2 separate regions of the Homo sapiens genome follow, and region 2 is linked to region 1. Evidence: chromatin loops called from intact Hi-C (ENCODE). Cell type or tissue: A673. All regions are shown on one strand. Links, peaks and the distances in the headings refer to the core of each region. The heading gives the core; the rest is flanking DNA.

The links. A loop is a pair of places that touch in the nucleus more often than their neighbours do. Peaks named below come from ENCODE experiments on the same cell type or tissue, not always from the same donor. Only the 100,000 strongest peaks of a DNase experiment are listed, where the experiment ranks them.
Region 2: a loop joins it to region 1, with 7 times the contacts of the local background. A loop is called at or near these places in 30 of 110 quality-filtered maps.

The regions. Positions count from the first base shown.
Region 1 is chr5:91,099,797-91,105,186 of GRCh38, forward strand. ADGRV1 (adhesion G protein-coupled receptor V1) reads left to right here. Exons shown (of 90, transcript NM_032119.4): 87 at 2,423-2,544. Among named protein-coding and RNA genes, the nearest start is that of LUCAT1, 210 kb to the right of the region's middle. In A673, for the core only: a CTCF peak has its summit at 2,154 (motif pointing right); a DNase peak (open chromatin) is centred at 2,185.
Region 2 is chr5:91,417,016-91,422,405 of GRCh38, forward strand. ARRDC3-AS1 (ARRDC3 antisense RNA 1) reads left to right here. Exons shown (of 3, transcript NR_027435.1): 2 at 1,694-1,756; 3 at 1,840-3,700. Among named protein-coding and RNA genes, the nearest start is that of ARRDC3, 36 kb to the left of the region's middle. In A673, for the core only: a CTCF peak has its summit at 2,806 (motif pointing left); DNase peaks (open chromatin) are centred at 2,766 and 4,036; H3K27ac peaks cover 1,380 bases.

The sequences.
Region 1 (5,390 bases), core at 128-5,127:
AATTAGAAGCATTGAAATGAACTAATGAATTTCAATATATAGAGATAGATAGAGTAAAACAGATCTAAATGTGTTTGTGTGTGCATATGCATGTGTATCCTCTATCTACTAAGAGAGCTTAGGAGCAGCAACAGCAGTGACCATACCTAGCCCCAGATCACAGTTTCTAAATACCATTCTCCCCTAAAAGAAACCAGGACTGGGGCAGAGAATATTTGAAACATCTTGGGCCAAAAAGCAAACAACTGCTAGTAGAATGATGAGGATATAACCAAAGTCACAGAAACCATCTTGAAAGGGCTCCTGCTAGGGACAACTTGGCATCGAAATAAACAATGATAGTGGCCGGGTACCATGGCTTATACCAGTAATCCCAGCACTTTGGGAGGCCAAGGCATGCGGATCGCTTGAGCCCGGAAGTTCAAGACCAGCCGGGGCAACATGGCGAAACCCCATCTATACAAAAAGTACAAAAATTAAGTGGGCGTGGTGGCATGCGCCTATAGTTTCAGCTACTTGGGAGGCTGAGAGGTGGCAGGATGGCTTGAGCCCAGGAGGTCAAGCCTGCAGTGAGCTGTGACAACACCACCACACTCCAGTCTGGGCAATGGAGAAAGACTTTGTATGACCCTATGTGAAAGAAAAGGAGAGGAAAAAGAAAAGAGAAAGAAAACAAAAAAGGAAAGAAGGAAGCAGGGAGGGAGGAAGGAAGGATGGAAGGAAGGAAGGAAGGGGAAAAGAAAGAATAATGGATAATATGCTAAATAAGCAGGAATATATTAGTCTACATTAGAAGATAAATAAGTGGATAAATCAAACATTTGATAAGGAAAAAGATATTTACATAGTTTCAAAGAAATGCCACATATAAAACTTCTTAATTACACAGGGGAAAATGCTAACTTTACAGTGAAGAATTTGTGCAGCCATCATCTTAATCAAGTGACCAAAATGAACATCTTCAGTAACGGGAAAAATTGAGTTCTTGCGTCACCTTATAGAATGCTGTAAGATGAACTCAGCATCCCTTCTGTGATTTCTAACGGCTTATAATCTAAATCTAATCACGAGAAAAATCAAATAAACTCAAATTTAAGGACACTGCAAGAAAAACTGGCTGGTAATCATCAAAAGTGTCAGGGTTACAAAAGTCAAGGACACACAGAAGACCCATTTGGGATTAAGAATCTACGAAGACGTGTCAACTATACACGACTGGATCTCTGGATCTCTCTGCTAAAAAGGAAATTACTGGTATAATAAAATGGAATCTGAGAATGATAGTACTATATCAGTGTTAATTTCCTAATTTGATGGCATCATGTTTATGTAGGAAAATGTCTTTGTAGAAAATACACATTATTCAGAGGGTAATGGGGGATCAGATTCACAATTTTCAATTAATTCAGGGAAAAAAAAACTTTCTCATTGTACTCTACTTGCACGTCTTCTGTATGTTTGAGATTGTTTCCAAGTAAAATTAAATTTGAAAATTGCTAAAGTTGTAAGCAACTGTTTAAATTTCCATAGTGGACGAGGATTTTAGGTGTTAATTGATGATAGTGGGTAAAGAAGGGCTTTGAGGTCTGTCATGAAAGTTGTCAGTGGTGTGGTCTACCCTGATGTCTTTCAACAGCTTGAAAATGTGTTTATTTGTGGCTGCAAAGATCCGATTCACTTTCTAAATCTTATATAACTTGTCACTTAAATATTAAGATCGCCTCTATATGGTTATTATTCTAAAACTCAGATAGCAAAGAAAACTCAAAATAGACAAGTGGAAAGGGTAATAAAGTCCCTTGGCCCTGAGAAAATCTATTCTGAAAACGTCTGAAACAAACTGCATTAGAACATGTGTAGAATAAGTTTAGTTGATCATTATGAATCAGTCACTTCATCTTTGCTCTTAAACTTACCAATAAATTTTGGTGTCTTCTCAGTCAGAAAAAAGATGTGAGTACAGGTTTTTCCAACACACACACACGTGCGCATGCACACACACACACACGCACACACGCACGATGTTATATAATTTCTGTTCTTAAGTGCCTGGTTGGAATATGCTAATTTCGGGAGCACACTACTGCCTGCCATTTTCTGGTGGAACAGTCTTTTAAGGAGATTTCTACAAATCCATTGTTGCTTTGTGGTACTTACTGAACAGTCCAGCAGGTGGTAGTCTAGGAGAGGAACAGTTCTCATCCTCCCCCAGCCATCCCTGGGCCTACCAGCAGCCCCATTTGCAAAACAGAATGTGGACTCAGCAATGTGCCTTCTCCCCTCTGGCATAAGAATGGGATTTCCAAGGTTGTTCTCTCAAAATGGGCACTAGAATACCACAGAAAGAAGCCAAAAATAACTGTGTATACATGTGACTGTGCAGTATTCTGAAGCTCAAAAATTCTTTTTTTTTTATTTCTAGAAATTCCACTGATTTTATATCTCTTTGCTCTGATTTCCGTGACATGGCTTTGGGGAGGACTACACATGGCCTACAGACACTTCTGGATGTTGGTTCTCTTTGTCATTTTCAACAGTCTGCAGGTAAGCCTTACAATTTGGTTAGTGACAACATACATTTATCTTAATGAACACAAGGCATAGAATTTCAATATTAAAGAGTCAAGCATCCACACACAGGTGAATTTGTGTACATAATAACATCATATAGAGTTGTAAAATAAAATGATAGGAACCTAAATCCTTAACATTTGAAATATGACTGGGATTCTAACTTGCTCATTATACAATTAGGGAAGACAAAATATTTATTCTCCTTCATTTTGAACATCGAAGTAACTACACAAACATATTTCTTTTTCAGTAGGATTGATGTTTATCAACTTTGCAAATGGCAGTCATGTAAGATCAATGCACATATTTGGATTGTGGCTGGGTCTAGAAATTAGATCAATTGAGGAGTGAAATAGTGATGTTCAAGCAGTCCCCTCTTAAGTGTGATGCTTAGTGAAATGAGAGTGTTTGGTTCACTAAAACATGACTGACATCCCCTAAGTCCAGCAGTGCCCAGCTTAAATTAGTTTTATAAGCATGCTTGGATAACTAGAAATTATATAACTGCAGCAAAAATGAAAGCTGAGATTTTTAGTACTTTTGTTAAATGGAAAAATGTTGCACCCTGATATTAACAAATGGAACAAATGAACACATTTTCCTTGTTTTCCAAAGTGAAACGATCTGTCCTAGACTAAAAGAATTTCTTAAATTTATTAAATTATCTCTAAATAGTCCTTCTTTTGGCTACCATCTTGCAAGGATCATGTGTGGCAAACACACAGACATATACACACCTTCAGAATTGTAGCATACAATTGAAATGTGACTCCAGTCATTTTTTAGGTTTGCACCTGAGCAGACAAACTCTTCAGTTAGATCATAGCTTACATGATGGTGCCTAATCAAGGACATTATCAACTTAGGAAGGGGAAAATACAAAACAATTAAAAGTTTAGAACCAAGTTGCTACAAGTTTCTATATAGACAACTGTCTGTGGTTATAGTTACAGGTGAGCACTTACTATTGCCAGGTGGTAAAGAAGACAGTCCGGCCTCTCTGGGATCTGATGATTCAAAGAGTGAACAATCAGCTCTAAGAATCTAGTATGGCAGGTGCCATGTAAAGAGAGCATTTTGAGAGTGAGTAGGGGCCTGTTGACCATCAGGGCAGAGCCATCAGGGCAGAGGCTCAGTCTTGGTCACCTTTAGATCCCTAGGGCCTAGTGGAACTAAGAACAAGGTCCAAACTGACAGCCTGCAGGTGTGTTTTGCTTGGCAGACACACAGTGTTATATGAAAGATTGTTTTAGATTTTCAAATAGTTGCTTCAAACTTTTAAAATTGAGAATTTTCACATTAAAAACCTGAATTGCTGGCTTTTTTTGAAGGCAGTATTTGCATGGCAGCAATTTCCAAGCCCTGAGCAGACCTGATATACTTCATTCATTTTACTTGCCCCTGAGATTATGACACATTTAATGCTTATTAAATAATAAATGAGTGTATGGTTAGAGATGGGAATTTCAGGCAGAGAAAACTGTTAGCCAAGGCTGCAAGAAGGGAAAATGACTAATCTCGCCTAGATTAAGCAACGTGTTGAGAAGGAAAAAGAAAGGTCTTGCAATTAGAGAAGAAGTTGTAGGAGAGGAGACAGAAAGGGTAGATTGGTTTAAACGCCGGCTTTCCATGCTTGGGATGCTGAGCTTCAATCTTTAAGCAAGGGGAAGCCATCGAAGTTGTGATTTTTCTTTGTATTGTTCTAATTTTTTTAATTTTGTCAATTAATTTTTTTTTCATTTTGAATGGGATGACATGTTTGTACTGGAAAGATAACTGGAAATGTTTAGGAGAGGATATTGAAAAAAAGAGCAGCTCTAAGTAGGTAGGTTATTGTTATATTTCAGACTGTAGATGTTCTGGCAGTGTGCCTGGGAATAAAAAGTAGGTGACAGGTTTGACAGTTGTTACAGAGATAAACACTTTTCATTTTATTGTTTAATTGACACATAATAATTGTATATTTATGGGTACATAGTGACGTATTGATACATATAACATGTAGTGATCAGATTAAAAGAATTAGCATATCTATCATCTCAAACATTCATCATTACTTTGTGTTGGGAAGTTTCAATATCCTCCTTCTAGCACTTTGAAACTATAAAATATTGTTAACTATAGTCATCCTGTAGTGCTATAGAACACAAGAACTTACTTCTTCTATCTAGCTGTAATTTTATATCTTTTAACAAATCTCTCCCTATCCCCTTTTTCCCCCTACCCTTCCCAGCTTCTAGTACCCTCTGTTCTACTTTTTACTTCTATGAGATCAACATTTTTTAGCTTCCACACATGAGTGAGAGCATGCAATGTCTAACTTTCTGTTCTTGGGTTATTTCACTTACCATAATGTCCTCCAGTTCCATCTATGTTGCCATAAATAATATTGGGTTGATGCAAAAATAATTGTGATTTTTGTCATTAAAAGTAATGGCAAAAACTGCAGTTACATTTGCACCAACCTTTTCTTTTCTTTCTTTTCTTTTCTTTTTTTTTTTTTTTTTGAGACAGAGTCTCACTCTGTCACCCAGGCTGGAATGCAGTGGCGCGAACTCAGCTCACTGCAACCTCCACTTCAGGCTCAAGTGATCCTCCCACCTTAGCCTCCCACGTAGCTGGGACTACAGGCACATGCCACCATGCCTGGCTAATTTTGTTTGTTTGTTTGTTTGTTTTGTAGAGACAGGGTTTCGCCATGTTTCCCAGGCTGCTCTTGAACTCCTGAACTCAAGCAATCCACTCATCTTGGCCTCCCAAAGTGCTGGGATTATAGGCATGAGCCACCGCACCCAGCTGTCATTCTTTTTTATGGC
Region 2 (5,390 bases), core at 189-5,188, 320 kb after region 1:
ATAGCTGGGATTACAGGTTCCTGCCACCACCCCGACTAATTTTCATATTTTTAGTAGAGACGGGGGTTTCACTATGTTGGCCAGGCTGGTCCCGAACTCCTGACCTCAGGTGATTCACCCACCTCGGCCTCCCAAAGTGCTGGGATTACAGGCGTGAGCCACTGCGCCTGGCCAGTTTCAATAATTCTTGATAAATACTTGTAGTCTAAGCTAAGTAATGCTTTCCTTCTTCAGAGTTGCAAAGGTACAAATAACCATCTCATACTTTAGTACATGGCTGTTCCTCAGTATTGTTTTCATGTAGCTGCGTGGTTGAATGGGTCATGATAAAAGTAAAAACAAAAGTGAGATCAGAGTTACATAAACAAGATCAGTTTGCTGCCTTCCCCAGGGGTCAAGTCTACCAGATGAAGGTTTAAGTAATAGCCCCTAACCCGCGGAAGATGTTGAAATACTGTTCTTTCTCATTACTGGATTATATCTTTGTTTATGTAGCATTTTTTCAAGATCTATGGACCATTTTGATGTGTTAGACATTTAAGAACTCTGTTTGTTATACAAACCATTAAAACCAAACCAAACCAAAACAAACTAAACCTTTCCTCCAGTGGGAAAATAGGCTTATTTTTAAGGTTTCCTTTTGGTTTTCCTTCTAAAATACTCCTCTCCTTTTTCTCTGTCTGCATCCTAATCTAGGTCCCCATAAGTTTCAGGGTTACATCAGGGTCATTTTGGAAGTTCTCACTTCTTCTAGATTCCTTCTTCCAGCTCCATCCCCCAATTCTAGGCAGCTCTCTACTTAAAGATGTACAGTAGTTGTTCATTGCCAACTGGATGAAATTATTAATCTCAATTTGGACTTTCCATTTCAGGTCAGCTATTCACAGAAACTGGCTTGTGACAAAGTTTTTACTGGTCCACAGTAACATGATAAAGTTAGGGTTGTATAAAGCTAAAATTATTCAAAATTAAAATTCCAATATTATTTTAGCTTTTTGTGATAAAATATTCTTCATAAAATTGAGTTGATAGTTGATGGAAGAATTTTAAAAAAATTTTCCTTGGGAAAAGTGAGTTGGCAACTTTGAGGATTGATTTCTTTCCACTATCCCACCCGTCCCACTTCTCTCCAACACACACACACACACACACACACACTCTCTCTCTCTCTCTCTCTCTCTCTCTCTCTGTCTCTGAAAATGTTTGCTGATCTGGGAAACTTAGTAGAGATTTTGTAAAATTCTTCCTTAACATCCTCATTTATTCCTGTCTGTCTGTCTGTTTTTTCTAATGTCCTCCAGCTACTTCAATACAAATGCTGCACTTCTGGTGACACCCAGATAAAATCTCCTTGCTTTCAGTTACTCTTTAACTAACACCTTGTGCTTCCTCACTCATCTGCTTTAGCACTTATGAGAATATTTGTCAAAATTTCTGGCATTGGTTGTCCCAAGAATTTTTATTTTTCAAATATGTCTTTTCTCTCCAGTTTTAATATCTGTAAAAAGAAGAACTTTTTACATTTTCTTTAATCTTTTACCCTACATAGATTGAAAATACAAAGAAGATTTGGTAAGGACATAGAAACTCTTATAAAATTTTTTTTATCATAGTAGCCCCAAAACATTGTTATATATGGGTATAATGATTTAATATTTATGAATTATAGCAACTCTTCATCATCTATTTCCAGGTTTCTACTTTCCAGGTCCACTGGTGTTTGGTGTACCCATGTGACTAATTTGTCCAAAGAGAGGTGAGTGAAAGTGATGTGTCACTTCCAGATGGAAGCTTTTTGGGCAAGTATGTATTTTCTAGCTCTTTTCTTCTGTGTTATAGAAACTAGGAATATTCCAGTTGGTGACTGACCCCTTAGTTGGGTTCCTAGAGTGAGTTTGATGTGGAGGAGCCCAAAATGACCTGCAGTGAAGTTGGAGTGTGAGCAAGAAATAAACTTTTGTTTTTTAATTTTCTGAGGTTTTGGAAGTTGTAGATTATAACTGCATAACCTATCAATATTGATATGTTTCAATTCTTAATGAAAATTTCTAATATTCTTTTTGATTATTTCTAACTTATTAACTTAAAATGTCAAATATCTATAATTTCAGTATATTCTGTATCCTACATTTAAAAATAAAAAATAGAATGTTGAAAATGAAATCATTTCAATGAGATGACAACTCAAAATCTTATAGTATCATCCAGAAACATGTAGAACAGATTTAAAAATACACAGTACTGAGATTGGCAGGTTGAGAAGAAGACACATATGAAGGGTAACTTCTTTGGAAAGAAGCAGCTATGCACAGTACTTAAGAATGAAATTTCCATGTCCCGTTAATACATCTGAAACAGTTTTACTTTCTATCCCAAACTTTAATGATCCTAGAAAGCTGGTTTGAATCAGTTTTTACAGGGTTGTTTTGGATTTAAAATAACTAAAACTTGAGAGCTGGGAGAAATTTTATTTAACACTTTTTTATCATTCATGGTTTAATGTTTAATGAATAAATTCTTCACTAAGCTTATGTGGTGAGGGTCTGGTGGTGAAAAGTACTTTTTCAACTAGATATATTAGAATGACAACAGCAAAGCAAGAATGTGGTAGGGTCACATAAAGGAGTCGTGATCTGTGGGAAATTATTTTTTATGATTCTCCAAGATGGCTGTACATATAAGCATAAAAGTCAATAAACAAGTGCCTAACCTTTAGCTCTAAATTAACTTTTGAGCGCTTTGAATGCCTGGCACAAAAATATTTAGGGGTTTGGCGCCATCTGGTGGCCAAATATCAACTTTTCAGCTTCTCTTTTATGACTAAGAAGTGAATTACTCTGCACTTTCCAATAAACACTATTAATAAATAAAATTATTTAAAATGTTGATTTCCAGAACTTGAGAAGACAAATCAAAGACAGATTTCTGTTATGTTACCTATTGTTATATGACAGAATTTCAGTCTTGAGTAGGTTCTTTTATACTTGCATTTGATTTATTTATGAAAGCATTATAGACATAAATCTGCTATCTTTTTCTTAATACAAGAGAAGACTCTTTCCCCAAAAGAAATTAGACGTGCTCAATAAAATCTAAATTTATTTTTTCACAATTCTGTAAAAGATTGAGCTAGGGGTGCGTGTGTGTGTGTGAATATCAGAATTTATTTTAAAAATGCAAGAGGGAGAGGGGAAGGAGCTGGTAGTGACATTGTTAATTGTCTGCTTTGCAATAGCAAAGACTTGGAACCAACCCAAATGTCCATCAATGATAGACTGGATTAAGAAAATATGGCACATATACACCATGGAATACTATACAGCCATAAAAAAGGATGAGTTCATGTCTTTTGTAGGGACATGGATGAAGCCGGAAACCATCATTCTGAGAAAACTATCGCAAGGACAGAAAACCAAACACTACATGCTCTCACTCATAGGTGGGAATTGAACAATGAGAACACTTGGACACAGGGTGGGGAACATCACACACCGGGGCCTGTCGTGGGGTGGGGGAAGGTGGGAGGGATAGCATTAGGAGATACACCTAATGTAAATGATGAGTTAATGGGTGCAGCACACCAACATGTGCTGTTGTACACGTGTACACATGTATACATATGTAACAAACCTGCACGTTGTACACATGTACCCTAGAACTTAAAGTATAATAATAATAAAAAAAAATTGTCTGCTTTGTACCCAGGGCTGTTCTAGATGCTTTCAGTGGATGGCCTCAATGAATTTCCGCAACCATCTTTCCAATGGGAAGTGTTGTCCCAGCTTTACTGCTGGACAAGTGTCTAAGAGGTTAAGGACATAAATGCTCAAGTTTTGTGAGAAAGCCGTTTATTTTAACAGAATGATTGCAATTGCTCATATTAAGCTATGACAGAAAAACTGGATTAACACTTTTTTTAGTCTTTTTCTTTTCAGCTTTTCAAGATAAAAGTTTCCTGTGTCTCCTGATTAAAGTGCTTCTGTGATTGTTGCTCTGCATTAAGTTGTATACTTCCTCGTTCTTTCCTTAGAGCTTCTTTTCACAATCCAGGAAGCAACTCGGTGGGGCACAGCATGGGGTAAACAAAATGCCAAGGGAGGGAAGAGTTCATATTGGTGGAATTTTTTAGTTACCTCTCTAGAAACTAGTGGAAACTTCTTTGCTTCTCTTCTTTTTACTGACAATTTAAAAAAATAAATTATTTTATTTTAGATTCTGGGGTACATGTGTCTGTTATATGCGCATGTTTTGTAGTGGTGGGGATTGGGCTTCTAGCGTACCCATTATCCAAATAGTGAGCATTGTACCTGATAGGTAACTTTTTCAATCCTTGCTCCCGTCCTACCCTCCTTCCTTTTGGAGTCCCCAGTGTCTATTCTTTCCATCTTTATGTCCATGTGTACCCATTGTTTAGCTCTCACTTATAAGTCAGAACATGTGGTATTTGGTTTTCTGTTTTCTGAGATCATTCTCTTAGGATAATGGCCTCCAGATCCATCCATGTTGCTGCAAAGGACAAGATTTCATTCTTTATGGCTGCTTTTAAGTCATTTTTTTTTCTTTTGTAGTGACTCACTTTTATCATTGTTAATTAGATTAAGTGGGTCTTTGGTTTAATTCTATTTTTAGGGTAATGTAAACCACAAGATTGCTTGTGTTCTGTGCTACTACACTTTTGTTCACTGCTGTATCTTCAGTGTCCAAGAGAAGCATTATACATATAGGTAGCAGGCACTCAATGGGTTTTAACAGAAAGACACATACACATACACACACACACACACACACACACACACACACACACACACACACACAGAAAGATAAAGAGAGAGCACGCACAAGTCAGTAACGGAAGGAAGCAAAGGAAAGGAGGGAGAAAGGCAGAAGGGGAGAGGAGCTGCTTGGTAAAGGTGCAGTAGGAAGTTTCACCTACAGCACTGGGTATTGTGGAAGTCAAGTGGAGGAAAGTTAACATCTACTGGAGGCTGTTGTGTGCCATTCACTGTTAAGCACTTTATAACTGTAATTTCATTAATCCTAAAACCAACCAAGCGAGCTGGTTATTATTGTTTCCCTTTTCACAGATGAGAAAATTGAGCTCACTGTTGTTAAGTGATTTACAGAAGGTCATACAGCTTACAAGTGGCACAGTCAAGATTTAAATTTTGTCTCTCTTTCTTATGACTTACATTTTAAATGAGTTGTTCATTTATTCATTCAGCAAATATTCATTGAACAATGTAGCACTCTTCCCTGATAATCTCAGAACCTGCAATCCTGTAGGCTAAAGATTCCCCTAAAGTATTCCTATAGGCTAAGTAATCTCCCAAAGTATTTCTTCAGTCAAAACCTCTCCTCTGAACTCCAGATGCATATACCTACATGCCTTT